Regions from separate parts of the Homo sapiens genome. Here region 2 is linked to region 1. Evidence: chromatin contacts called from ENCODE Hi-C data. All regions are on one chromosome and are shown on one strand. Each heading gives the region's core, a stretch centred on a gene start or an enhancer-like site at or near the end of the contact. The rest is flanking DNA. Distances are from core to core; before and after follow the strand shown.

The links. Hi-C counts contacts between places; a loop is a spot of excess contacts on that map. Pooled maps may share reads with other maps.
Region 2: a loop to region 1 is called in a map with no recorded cell type, with 31 times the contacts of the local background. The contact joins two enhancer-like sites. A Hi-C loop is called at or near these places in 4 of 37 single-sample maps with no recorded cell type and 2 of 50 pooled maps.

Annotation. Positions count from the first base shown.
Region 1 is chr20:1,535,238-1,541,050 of GRCh38, forward strand. SIRPD (signal regulatory protein delta) reads right to left here. Exons shown (of 4, transcript NM_178460.3): 3 at 1,918-2,073. LOC105372499 (a long non-coding RNA gene) reads left to right here. Exons shown (of 4, transcript XR_001754464.2): 3 at 4,520-4,775. Among named protein-coding and RNA genes, the nearest start is that of SIRPD, 20 kb to the right of the region's middle. Within about 2 kb of position 2,619, at least 13 of the 41 ENCODE cell types and tissues checked have a DNase peak (open chromatin) inside an H3K27ac peak, as active enhancers do.
Region 2 is chr20:5,075,815-5,081,627 of GRCh38, forward strand. It overlaps a transcript of TMEM230 not described here. Among named protein-coding and RNA genes, the nearest start is that of TMEM230, 34 kb to the right of the region's middle. RefSeq lists enhancers at 3,103-3,172, 4,678-4,837. Within about 2 kb of position 2,842, at least 23 of the 41 ENCODE cell types and tissues checked have a DNase peak (open chromatin) inside an H3K27ac peak, as active enhancers do.

The sequences.
Region 1 (5,813 bases), core at 1,369-3,868:
GTTCGATGTATCTAGAAGCAGCACAGTGAAGAGGTCAAAGTAAGAGCTAGTGGAGTCCCATTGACCCAGGTTTCAATGCCTCCTCTATTGCTTGATTGCTATAGTTTAAATATTTGTCCCCTCCAAAATTCATGTTGAAATTCAATCCTCAATGTGCAGTATTGAGAGGTAGGGTCTTTAAGAGGTGATTGGGTCATAAGGACTCTGCGTTATTTCACAAATTAGTGGATTAATGGGTTATCATGGGAGGGGAACTGTTGGTTTTATAAGAAGAGAGAGAGAGACCCAAGTATAGTATGCTAGCATGCTCAGTCCCCTCACCATGTGATACCCTGTGCTGCCTCAGGACTCTTTAGAGAGTCCCCACCAGCAAGAAAGCTCTCACCAAATATGGCCCCTTGACCTTGAACATCTCAGCCTTTACAACTATAAGAAATAGGTTCTTTTTCTTTATAAATAATCCAGTTTCATGTATTCTATTCTAAGCAACAGAAAAAGGACTGACATTGGTGTTTTACTTTGCGAAAATAACCTCCCTGAGGCTCTGTTTTCTTATCTATGTAATGTATACAATGTGGAAAGTAAAACTTCCTCTTGCAATTTTGTTGTGATACTGAAACCTGAAAATCTTTGAGAAACACTCAGGACTGTGCTCATAGAAGGACTTCTGTGAAATGGGCTTTCCATTCTTAACTGCAAGTCCAGTAGGCCAGGCTCCAGCCCTGACAACCTGGTGATTCTAGGAAGCGCACACCATTGCTTGGCTTTCAGTTCCTTCTTCTACCAAGCCTGATGGACCTTTCTCAGTTCCCATGACTTCTGTGAGTTCTAAGTGAAGACATAGACTTGCCAAAGACACAGAGTGAGAGTTGCAATGGCCGGATGCAGCAGGACTATTTTCGTGGGCTCATATTTGCACTTATTAAGCCCTAAAAGGCTGTAACAACCAGAGCTCACATAGGTGGTTCTGTGTGCTACACATTACTCCAAAAACTTAACTATATTAATTAACTAGTTTGATTCTCACCACAACTGTATTGGAAAGGCATTATTATTTATCCCGATTTCACAGACAAGAAAACAGAGGCACAGAGAAGTTGAGTAACTTATCCATAGTCAAACAGCCTACAAATGATGAAACTTGCATTTGAACCCCGGCCTGTCGTTTTTTTTTTTTTTTTTAATGCCTGTGCTTTTAACCACTTTATTAGTTGGACTCTAAATTGAGATGTTAACACCACTGGGAGAAGAATGGTTGCCTCTCCTGACTGTGCAGATCATCTTTGGAGAGAAGAGAGTAGACAGGCAGGAGAAACACCCGCATCAAGAACGTAATCCTAGGTTTCTGAGATTCTGGGAGACTTACTAGTCTAAAAAGGACCATTTAGCAATTTTTTCTAATAGTTCTACATTGCATGTGTAGTACTTGTTGTTATCTATCTACCTATCTATCTATCTAATCTATCTATTAATCACCTATGCATCCATGTGTACTCATCTTAATGACAGCATCCCTGTCTCCCTCCTGGGGACCAAGGGGTCAAATGCTGCTCCTCTACTTCTTCTCTCAGGATGGCATCAGGTCCTGCAGGTCAGGCCTAGGGGGTCGTGGAACCTTCACAGGACATCAGGGGTGTGGGAAGTGAGAGGGACTGGGCACCCCTGTCATGGGGAAACGCCTGGATGGGAGAGAAAGCAACCCCTCCAAGCAAGAAGAATTCTGGAAGGATTTGTTTTGGAGACACTAGTTATAAAACAAACTATTTAGGGAAGTGTCTTAAAGAGGAAGGGGTGGCAAAGAAAGAGGCCCTAGGACAACAGAGATTCATCCGCCCCACTGCAGGTGGCGAAATGGTACCGCCGCCAAACTCAGGAGAGCATCCCTGCATCATGGTACCTGAGGGTGGGGGCACTCACCTGTGAGTCCCAGCAGCCGGAGGCAGCAGCAGGGTTGGACGAAATAGTTTGTGCTGTTTCTCTCAGGCAGGGCCGAGAGGCAGGTATGGGCATCATGGTGGGCCCTGGAGCCTGCTCTGCCTGCAGGTCTGTTCTTGGGAGGTCTTGGATTCTGCTCTGCTGAGAGAGGCAAAACTATGTGTTCCATGATATAAGAGGAAGTTACTATGATGGGAGGAAAGGGCTGTAGGATTATGACCGTTCCAGTTTCTAGATTGTGAAATAGGAATCAGACACAAGCTAATAAGTTACTGATATAAGGGTCCCAAGGTGCTTGGAGGGGCCCTGGCAGACACCCTTAGTGCCTAGGCTGTGTCCTTTGGGCCCCTCACTTTGTGTCAGGTGTGCTGGTGACCCTTCCTCATCCAGGAGCCCAGGAACAGGGTCTGCCATAGAGAACGGTGTGTCCAGCCTCCTGTGATAGTCCAAGACCTGGGCTCAGATGAGCTGTGCAGCTAGTCAGGAGGAGGGCTCCCGGGAATGGGGCTTCACAGGTGTGGATCCCTGTTTTTCCCCACTCCAGAGGTGTCAGTTGTAAAAATGATCCTGAAGCCATATCTGATGGGAGGCTTTGGCTCTTCAAAGTACGCTTACAGGGGAAGTGACTTTGAGTGAGCAAGGAGTTCGATCTTGGGAGGAGGAGGATAGTTTCTGTTTTAGAGAAAAGGGGAAGAAGCCTGTGTGTGTCAAGCGGGGGGTGCAGGGCCTTAGTGTGCTCATACTGCAGGAACAGTGACATGCAGAAACGCAGCTGGGAGGAGGAGGGGTATCTCTTTTTTCTGTCCCTAGTCTGGGGCCACCTCTTGGGAGAAGGGAGTGGAGGAGATGTAGAAACACTCACACCAAGAATACATCTCCTCTCCTCCTTCTGAGCAGCAGCCACCTGCACATGAAATCACATTCAGAGCCTCTAGCCATGAGCTCATCACTTCTGTGGACCCAGTGCCAGACACTGCCTCCTGTGACTCAGTTTCCCCACTGCTCCCCACCCCTGCCTCCTTACCAGTGGCTGACCGGATGTTGGTGATGAGAATGGTGATGAGAAGGGGTGGAATGAAAGGGGCCAATCAGCGATGAGATTTGATTGCTCTGTAGCATGATGAGTGTCCCTCTCCCCTCGACACCTTATTCTAGCTTGTTAAACATTTTTTCTGAGAGGGATTTCTTGACAAGGAACTGGCCAGAGTGTTCCGTTTAGCACTCTTTGTTCTAACTCTAATCCCTGTCTTCACTGATGACAGATTCTATTTTCTAGAGCTGACTGCAACAAGGTCCCTCTTCACTCATGCTCTTCGACACTCTTCCCATGGAGATGTAGGCATATGTTCCCTCCCCCTGAGTTTGGGCAGGTCTGTGACTGCAACAGAAGGGATGTGATGTGACTTCTGAGGCTAGACCATAATAATTCCCTGCATTTCTACCTGGCTTTCTTGGGATGCTAATTTTTGGAACCTTGCCACCATGCTATGAGGAAGCCCAAACTAGCATGCATGAAGAGATCACATTGCAGGGACACATGTAAGAGTTCTAACTGACATCCCAGCTAAGATGCAGCCAATATCCATTATCAATCATCAGACATGTAAAAGAAGAAGCTTCCAGATGACCCAGCAGTTGAGTCATCCCCAGGTGAGTTTCCCAACTGAGACCCCAGGCAACATATAGCAGAGATAAGTCATTCTTGTACCCTGTCTGAATTCCTTACCCACAGTGTCATTGATCATAATAAGATGGTTGTTTTTTTGACCTTGTGTTTTGGGGTGTTTTGCTATGCAGCAGTAGTAACTAGACAGCACCCTTGGCAACATCTTCCCCACCCCCACTGACCACACTAAAATTAAACCTTTGTCATTGTTTTAGTAAATTGTTGTAATGGATGCTTTCATTACTGGGTTTCAATCATTTTTATTTTTCTGATATAGGGATTTAAGGCTATAAATTCCAAGTACAGCAGTAACTACATGCCTCAAGTTTAATGTGCAGTATTTTAATTATTATTTAGTCCAAAATATTTTCTAGTATCTGTGGTAATTTCTTTTTTGATAAATCAGTTATTTAGATTATTTCCCAAATTCCTAATATATGAGGATTTTCTAATGATCTTTTTGTAAATATTTATAGTTTAATTCCACAATGATCAGAAAACATACTTATATAATTTTGATATTTCAAGATTTGTTGAGACTTGCTTCTTGACCAAGCTTATGATTAATTTTAGTTAATATCTCACATGGGCTTGAAAAGGAGCTGTGTTTTTCAGTTGTTGGGTGCAGTGCTCAATTACATCAAATTTGTTAATCACCTTGATCAAATCTTTTGTATCCTTACTGACATTTTGTCTGCATGTCCTCCTAGTTACTGAGAGAACTGCTGTGGTAGTCAGCCTTTGAGATTATCTCCAGCTCCTGGCATTCACCCCACTATGTAATCCCTTCCTCTGGATCTAGTGATTCACTTCTAATGAAAAAGTAAAAGTAACAGGATGTCACTTCTGAAATTAGCTTATAAAGAAATTGTGACTTGTATCTTCTTCTTCCCCTCTCTCCTGCTTCTTGAGGAGAAGCAGCTGCCATGTTGTGAGCTGTCCTATGGAGAAGCCCATGTAGCAGATATCTGATGTCTTCAGCCAGTTGCCCGCAAGGATCTGAGGCCTGCCAATAGCCATGGGAGTGAGCTTGAAGTGGATTCTTCTCCAGTTGAGCCTTTGGATTATTGCATTATTGGCAGACACCTTGATTGCAGCCTTAAAAGAGACCTTAAACCAAGATCACTCAACCTAAACTATGTCTAGAATCCTGACTCACAGACACTGGGAGACAGTAAGTGTTTGTTGTTTGAAATCACTAAGTTTTGGGTAATTTGTTATGCAGCATAGATGACTAATACAGATTTGTTAAGAATCTGGTAGCTTAATTGTGAGAAGGCAATGTGAAAATGGAACACAGAGAGATTTAAAGACACTGGCCTTGAAGATTTATTCTATGCTGCTGACAGGCCAGGGATGCTGGCAGCAAACCAGAAGCCAAAAGAGAAAGGGAATATGTTCTCTCCTAGAACCTCCAGAAGGAGCAGTTCTGCTGATGCCTTGATTTCAGTCCAGAGATGCAGATTTCAGACTTCTGGCTTCTAGAACTGTAAGAGACTAAATTTGGTTTTTAAACAACTTTATTGAGATGTACTTCATACACCATACAATTTACACATTTAAAATGTACAATTCAATATTTGCAGATATTTGTCTGTAGATATGTGCAATCATAACCACAGTCATTTTGAACATTTTTATCATCTCAAAAAAGACTCCATGCCTTTCATGTAATAACCTCCATTTTCCCTATCTTTCCACCATCCCCCAAATCATAAGAAATGTTCTGTCTTTAATCTACTTTCTGTCTCTATAGATTTGCCTATTCTGAGTATGTCATATACATGGAATTATTTAAAAAATTGATTTTTTAAATTATACTTTAAGTTCTGGGATACATGTGCAGAACCTGCAGGTTTGTTACACAGTTATACATGTGCCATGGTCATTTGCTGCACCCATCAACCCAACATCTACATTAGGTATTTCTCCTAATGCTGTCTCTCCTCTTGTCCCCCACCACCCAACAGGCCTTGGTGTGTGATGTTCTCCTCCCTGTGCCCATATGTCCTCGTTGTTCAACTCCCACTTATAAGTGAGAATATGTGGTGTTTATTTTTTTGTTCTTGTGTTAGTTTGCTGAGAATGATGGTTTCAGCTTCATCCATGTCCCTGGAAAGGACATAAACTCATTCTTTTTTATGGCTGCATAGTATTCCATGGTGTATATGTGCCACATTTTCTTTATCTATCCTATCATTGATGGGCATTT
Region 2 (5,813 bases), core at 1,592-4,091, 3.5 Mb after region 1:
TGCTGTCAAGGTTTCTAACAATGAGACCAGGTTTAGTGGCTTACACTTGGAGGCCGAGGCAGGCAGATCACTTGAGTCCAGGAGTTTGAGACCAGCCTGGGCCACATAGCAAAACACTGTCTCTACAAAAATATATATACAAAAATTAGCTGGGCGTGGTGGTGCGCACCTGTGGTACTAGCTACTTGTGGGGCTGAGGTGGGAGGGTCGCTTGAGCTTGGGAGGTGGAGGTTGCAGTGAATTGAGATAGTGTCACTGCACTCCAACCTGGGCAACAGAGCAAGACCCTGTCTAAAAAAAAAAAAAATTGCAGCAATAGCTCAAGCACCCAAGTCCTTCACTGGACAGGAAGTGTCCTAAGGGTACTTTCTATGGTCTGGTTGTTATTGTGCCCCAGAGGATGATGTGATGCAGTGACTTGAGAGGCAAGCATTAAATGTTGTTGGCTGGGCATGGTAGCTCACGCCTGTAATCCAGCACTTTGGGAGGCCAAGGCAGGCGGATCATCTGAGGTCAGGAGTTCGAGACCATCCTGGCCAACATGGCGAAACCCCGTCTCTACTAAAAATACAAAAAATTACCCAGGCATGGTGGCGGGCGCCTGTAATCCCAGCTACTCGGGAGGCTGAGGCAGGAGAATCACTTGCACCCATGAGGTGGAGGTTGCAGTGAGCTGAGAGCGCGCCACTGCACTCCAGCCTGGCTGAAAGTGAGACTCTATCTCAAAAAAATAAATAAAATGAAATAAATAAATATCGTTGAATGGATGGACTCACCAATTTGTATTTGTCTGTTATGTAACAGGCATCTATGTATATTCTCTGTGTATACTTTGCCTGTTTATATTCTTGGATTGATATTCTTTTTTTTTTTTTTTTTTTGAGACAGAGTCTTGCTTTGTTGCCCAGGCTGGAGTGCAGTGGTACAGTCTTGGCTCACTGCAACCTCTGCCTCCTGGGTTCAAGCGATTCTCCTGCCTCAGCCTCCAGAGTAGCTGGGATTACAGGCAAGCGCCACTACACCTGGCTAATTTTTGTATTTTTAGTACAGACGGGGTTTCGCCATGTTGGCCAGGCTAGACTCGAACTCCTGACCTCAGGTGATCCACCCACCTTGGCCTCTCAAAGTGCTGGGATTACAGGTGTGAGCCACCATGCCCAGTCAATTGATATTCTTTAAATTCATTCATACATTCTTTCAACAAATATTGGCAGAGTGCAGTGGCTCACACCTGTAATCCCAGCACTTTGAGAGGCCAAGGCAGGAGGATTGCTTGAGCCCAGGAGTTCGAGATCAGCCTGGGCAACATAGTGAGACCCCATCTCTACAAAAAACAAACAAAATTAGCTGAACATGGTGGCATGTGCCTGTAGTCCCAGCTACTCGGGAAACTGAGGTGGGAGGGTCATTTGAGCTCAGGAAAGTAGAGGCTGCAGTGAGCTGAGATTGTGCCACTGCACTCCAGCCTAGGCAACAGAGCAAGACCCTGTCTCAAAAACAAAACAAAACAAAACAAAAACCAAACATTTACTGAGTCCCAGCTATCTGACAGGCTATCCTAAATGTTGAGGTTACACAGTGACCAAAATAGACAAAAATCTGGTCCTTGGCCTGGTGTGGTGGCTGACGCCTGTAATCCCAACATTTTGGGAGGTGGGTGGATCACCTGAGGTCAGGAGTTCCAGACCAGCCTGGTCAACATGGCAAAATCCCGTCTCTACTAAAAATACAAAAATTAACTGGGCATGGTGGCGCACACCTGTAATCCCAGCACTTTGGGGGGCTGAGGTGGGTGGATCACTTGAGGTCAGGAGTTCAAGACCAGCTTGACCAATATGGTGAAACTCCATCTCTACTGAAAATACAAAAATTAGCAGGGTGTGGTGGCAGGCGCCTGTAGTCCCAGCTACTTGGGTAGTTGAGGCAGGAGAATCACTTGAACCTGGGAGGCAGAGGTTGCAGTGAGCTGAGATTGCAACAGCGCACTCCAACCTGGGCAAGAGAGCAAGACTCAACTAAAAAAAAAAAAATCTGTGCCCTTGTGGATTCCATCTTACTAGGGGAAATACTTGTAAGTAAGATAAATTTGTGAAATATATACTATGATGGTAGTGAGTATTAAGGAGAAAAATGAATCAGGATCAGAGATAAGTAGCATGGGGCCTGGGGGCTTAGCTTCACTGAGGTGATATTTGTATCAACACTTCATGAATGACACACAGACATCAACCTCACTGCCCCATGGAAGTATAATCTGAGGCAGAGCAGTAGAAACTGGCTCAGGAGAAAAGGGAGGATGCAGACATGTCAATTAGACACAGCCAAAGATGCTTCATGATTTCCTGGGTGTGTGACCTGTGTAGACGCCCAGGGACCCATGCTTAGAGGGACTCTGTGCTTGATTTAATGCTCTGCTGTCACCCTCTTGAAGTTTTTAATCAGTTTTTAAACAAGGGACTGCGCATTTTCATTTGGCACTGGGCCCCACAAGTTACAAGTTATGTAGCCGGTCCTTCACTCTGTTGAATAAACAATGGCTTCTCCCTATCACCCTCTTTGGAAGCACAGATACTCCCAGCAAATGCTAATCATTCATGTTTCTAATTTCCTGGGGTGACTTGTTTTTCCTCTAACAGGTGTGAAGTATGAGATAGAGACTGTATCATCCAGGGTAGGCTGGGATATGCTGCATGACAGAAACCCCCAAATCTAGTGGCTTAACACAACAAAGGTGTACTTCACTCTCGCACTTTGTGTTCATTATGGGTCAACGCGGGGCTCTGTTGTGCATCACGATCACTCTAGGACCGTGGCAGAGGGAAAGTGAAACTGGCGGTTAGAGCCGCTACTCAGAAATGACACATATTGCTTGAACTCACATTTCCTCGCCAAGGCAAGTCATGTGGCGACGCCCTCCTTTAAGAGATGAGGAAGTTCAATCCAAACATGAGCCCACAGAACTGGGCCACTTGTCTTTTGGTGTGTTTTTTTGAGACACAGACTCTTGCTCTGTTGCCCAGGCTGGACTGCAGTGGTGTGATCATGGTTCCCTGCAGCCTCAACCTCCTGGCCTCGAGCAATCCTCCTGCCTCAGCCTTCCAAGTAGCTGGGACTACAAGCATGCACCAATGGGCCCAGCCTACATTTGTTAATTAGTTATTCCAACACTATTTATTAAACAAGCTATCCTTTCTCTGGTGATTTTAATTGCCCATTTATCACATACAAAATTTTGCTGATATTTGTGACTCTTTTTGCATAGTGTTTCTGTTCCATTGATTTTTCTTTCAATGCCTATGCAGAATCACCCTGTTTTAATTTCTGTAGGTTTATAATGCCATTTTATTTTATTGTTTTAGAGACAGGGTCTTGCCATGTTGCCCAGGCTGGCCTTGATCTCCTGGGTTCAAGGAATCCTCCTGCCTCAGCCTTCTGAGTAGCGGGACTACAGGCACAAGACAGCATGCCTGATTTGTAATGTCATTTAATATCAAAGAGGTTAAGTATTCTCAAGTTTCCCCTTTGACTTTTCCTTGGCTATTATATTAATCTTTTATTTCTAGATAGATTTCAGAACCACTTTGTTGAATTCCCCCACTCCTTCTATGTGATTTTGATTAGAATGGAATTGCATTTGTAGATGAATTTGCATTTCTTTATAATATTGAGACTTTAGGTTTTTGTTTTGTTTTTAGAGACAGCTTGCTCTGTCACCGAGGCTGGAGTGCAATGGCACAATCATAGATCACTACAGCCTCCAACTCCTGAGCTCAAGTCATCTTCCCACCTCAGCTGGGACTACAGGTGCATGCCACTGCACCCAGCTTTTACTAGTGTAATGAAATAATCTTTCCATCTCCTGGGAGAATGGTCACTCACGACTGAAATTCACTGAAATTTTTAAAAAAGAAGAAAAAAAAATTGGAAAGCCTTATTTTCTCTCTCTCCTTTCTTTTTTGAGACAGGGTCTTGCTCTGTTGTCCAGGCTGGAGTGCAGAGGTGCGATCCTGGCTCACTGCAACCTCTGCCTCCCAGGCTGAGGTGATCCTCCTGCCTCAGCTTCCCGAGTAGCTGGGACTACAGGTATGCACCCCCATACCTGGCTAACTTTTGTATTTTTAGTTTAAAAAACTGCATAGTTTTTGTTTGTTTGAAAAAAATCATTACATCTTACTGAGATACTTAAGAAGATTATTTTATAAAACTAATAAAAGCTGGGTTACTATCTTCAGTAACTTTCTATTAATTTGATCTTCAAGTATTTTGTTTTATAGTTATTGTGAATGAGACAATGTTCCTAAATGTTATTCTAGTAGAGTAGAAGTTCTCTCAATTTTGATATTATTTGTAATCATCTATCCTGCTGCTAAGCTCTCTTATTAGTGCAAACAGCTTTTTGAAAAAATCTCTGTGTCCTTAATGTAGACGCCGGAAAATAAAGAAGAAAAATCCTCTTGGTTTTTGTAAGTTGCAATTAATGTGTTCACAAATTATGATTAGTTGCTCATCTTTGTTTCTTTCCTTTTTCTTTTTGTACCAGTTTCATACTTCTCATTTCTACAGCAAGACTGAAAGTTGCTGTGTTAACTGATACAATTTAATTTCTACTGTCTTCTGTGACCCCATGACTGCTTCTCTCCAGCCTGGCAGCAGCTAGCGTGTTCAGTGCCTACTGGCTTAGGGAAGGAATGACACAGCAGAATGTAGAAAAAGGAAGTCAAGTTCTTGAAATTTTTAGTTTCTAAAGTCTTTCTGTCTTTTTTTTTTTTTGAAATGGAGTCTCAGTCTATTGCCCAAGCTGGAGTGCAGTGGCGCAATCTCGGCTCACCACAACCTCTGCCTCCCGGATTCAAGTGATTCTCCCGCCTCAGCCTCCTTAATAGCTGGGTCTACAGGCATGCGCCACCACGCCAGGCTAATTTTCACCATGTTGCCCAGGCTGGTCTCGAACTCCTGGCCTCAGGCGATCCACTCACCTTGGCCTCCCAAAGCTGGGATTGTAGGCATGAGCCACTGCACCCAGCCATCTTTCTCAGACTTGAAATAGCAGATGAGGCGAGTGACACTCTATACCAGGTTACACACTGTGGCCCCTGGACCCCTGCTGATCCATGAACTGTCTGTTACTGTCCATGATGAGTTAAGTACAGATATTGAGAACAAACATTTAGCAGCTGTTACAGCAATATGATGTTGTCACAATATCCAAGTGCATGATTGGCAGACTCATTTCATTCAACAGTGTACAGGCCAAAAAGATTAATTCATGACAATTGGAAATAAAACAAAACTGGTCTTCCATCATAGATTGTTTGATAAGTGCTTCTTTAACTAGAAGTCTCTAGATGCAGAGAAAGAGGAGAATTAGAGAGAAGCATGTGGGTTTGAATCTGAGATGTGTCCCTGCATCTTATCCCCTCCCCTAGAAGCCCAAAAAACTGCTGTAAGTGGGCGGTGGGGGATGGAAGGGGCGAGCTGCCAGCAGGAGAACAAGAGATATCCTTGACAAGCCAGAAAGCTGGAATCGGAAGGGACCCATGCCCTTTTTCTAAGTAGAGTCTGGGAAGTGGCAAGACAGTGAAAAGGCTATGGGCACAGCAGGGGAGCTGGGTCTGGCAGCCCACATGGTTCTCACGCACCCCGGCGGAGCAGCAGAACAATTTGATGTGTGTCCAGAAGGAGCCCAAAGGTAGCAAAGAACCTTGAACACTCCCACGAAGTAGGCACACACGCCACCTAAAGCTCCCACATGCCCAAATGGGGTGCAGAAGGAGCTAAGAGACACAGATCAGAAGAATGTTCATAGCTGAGAA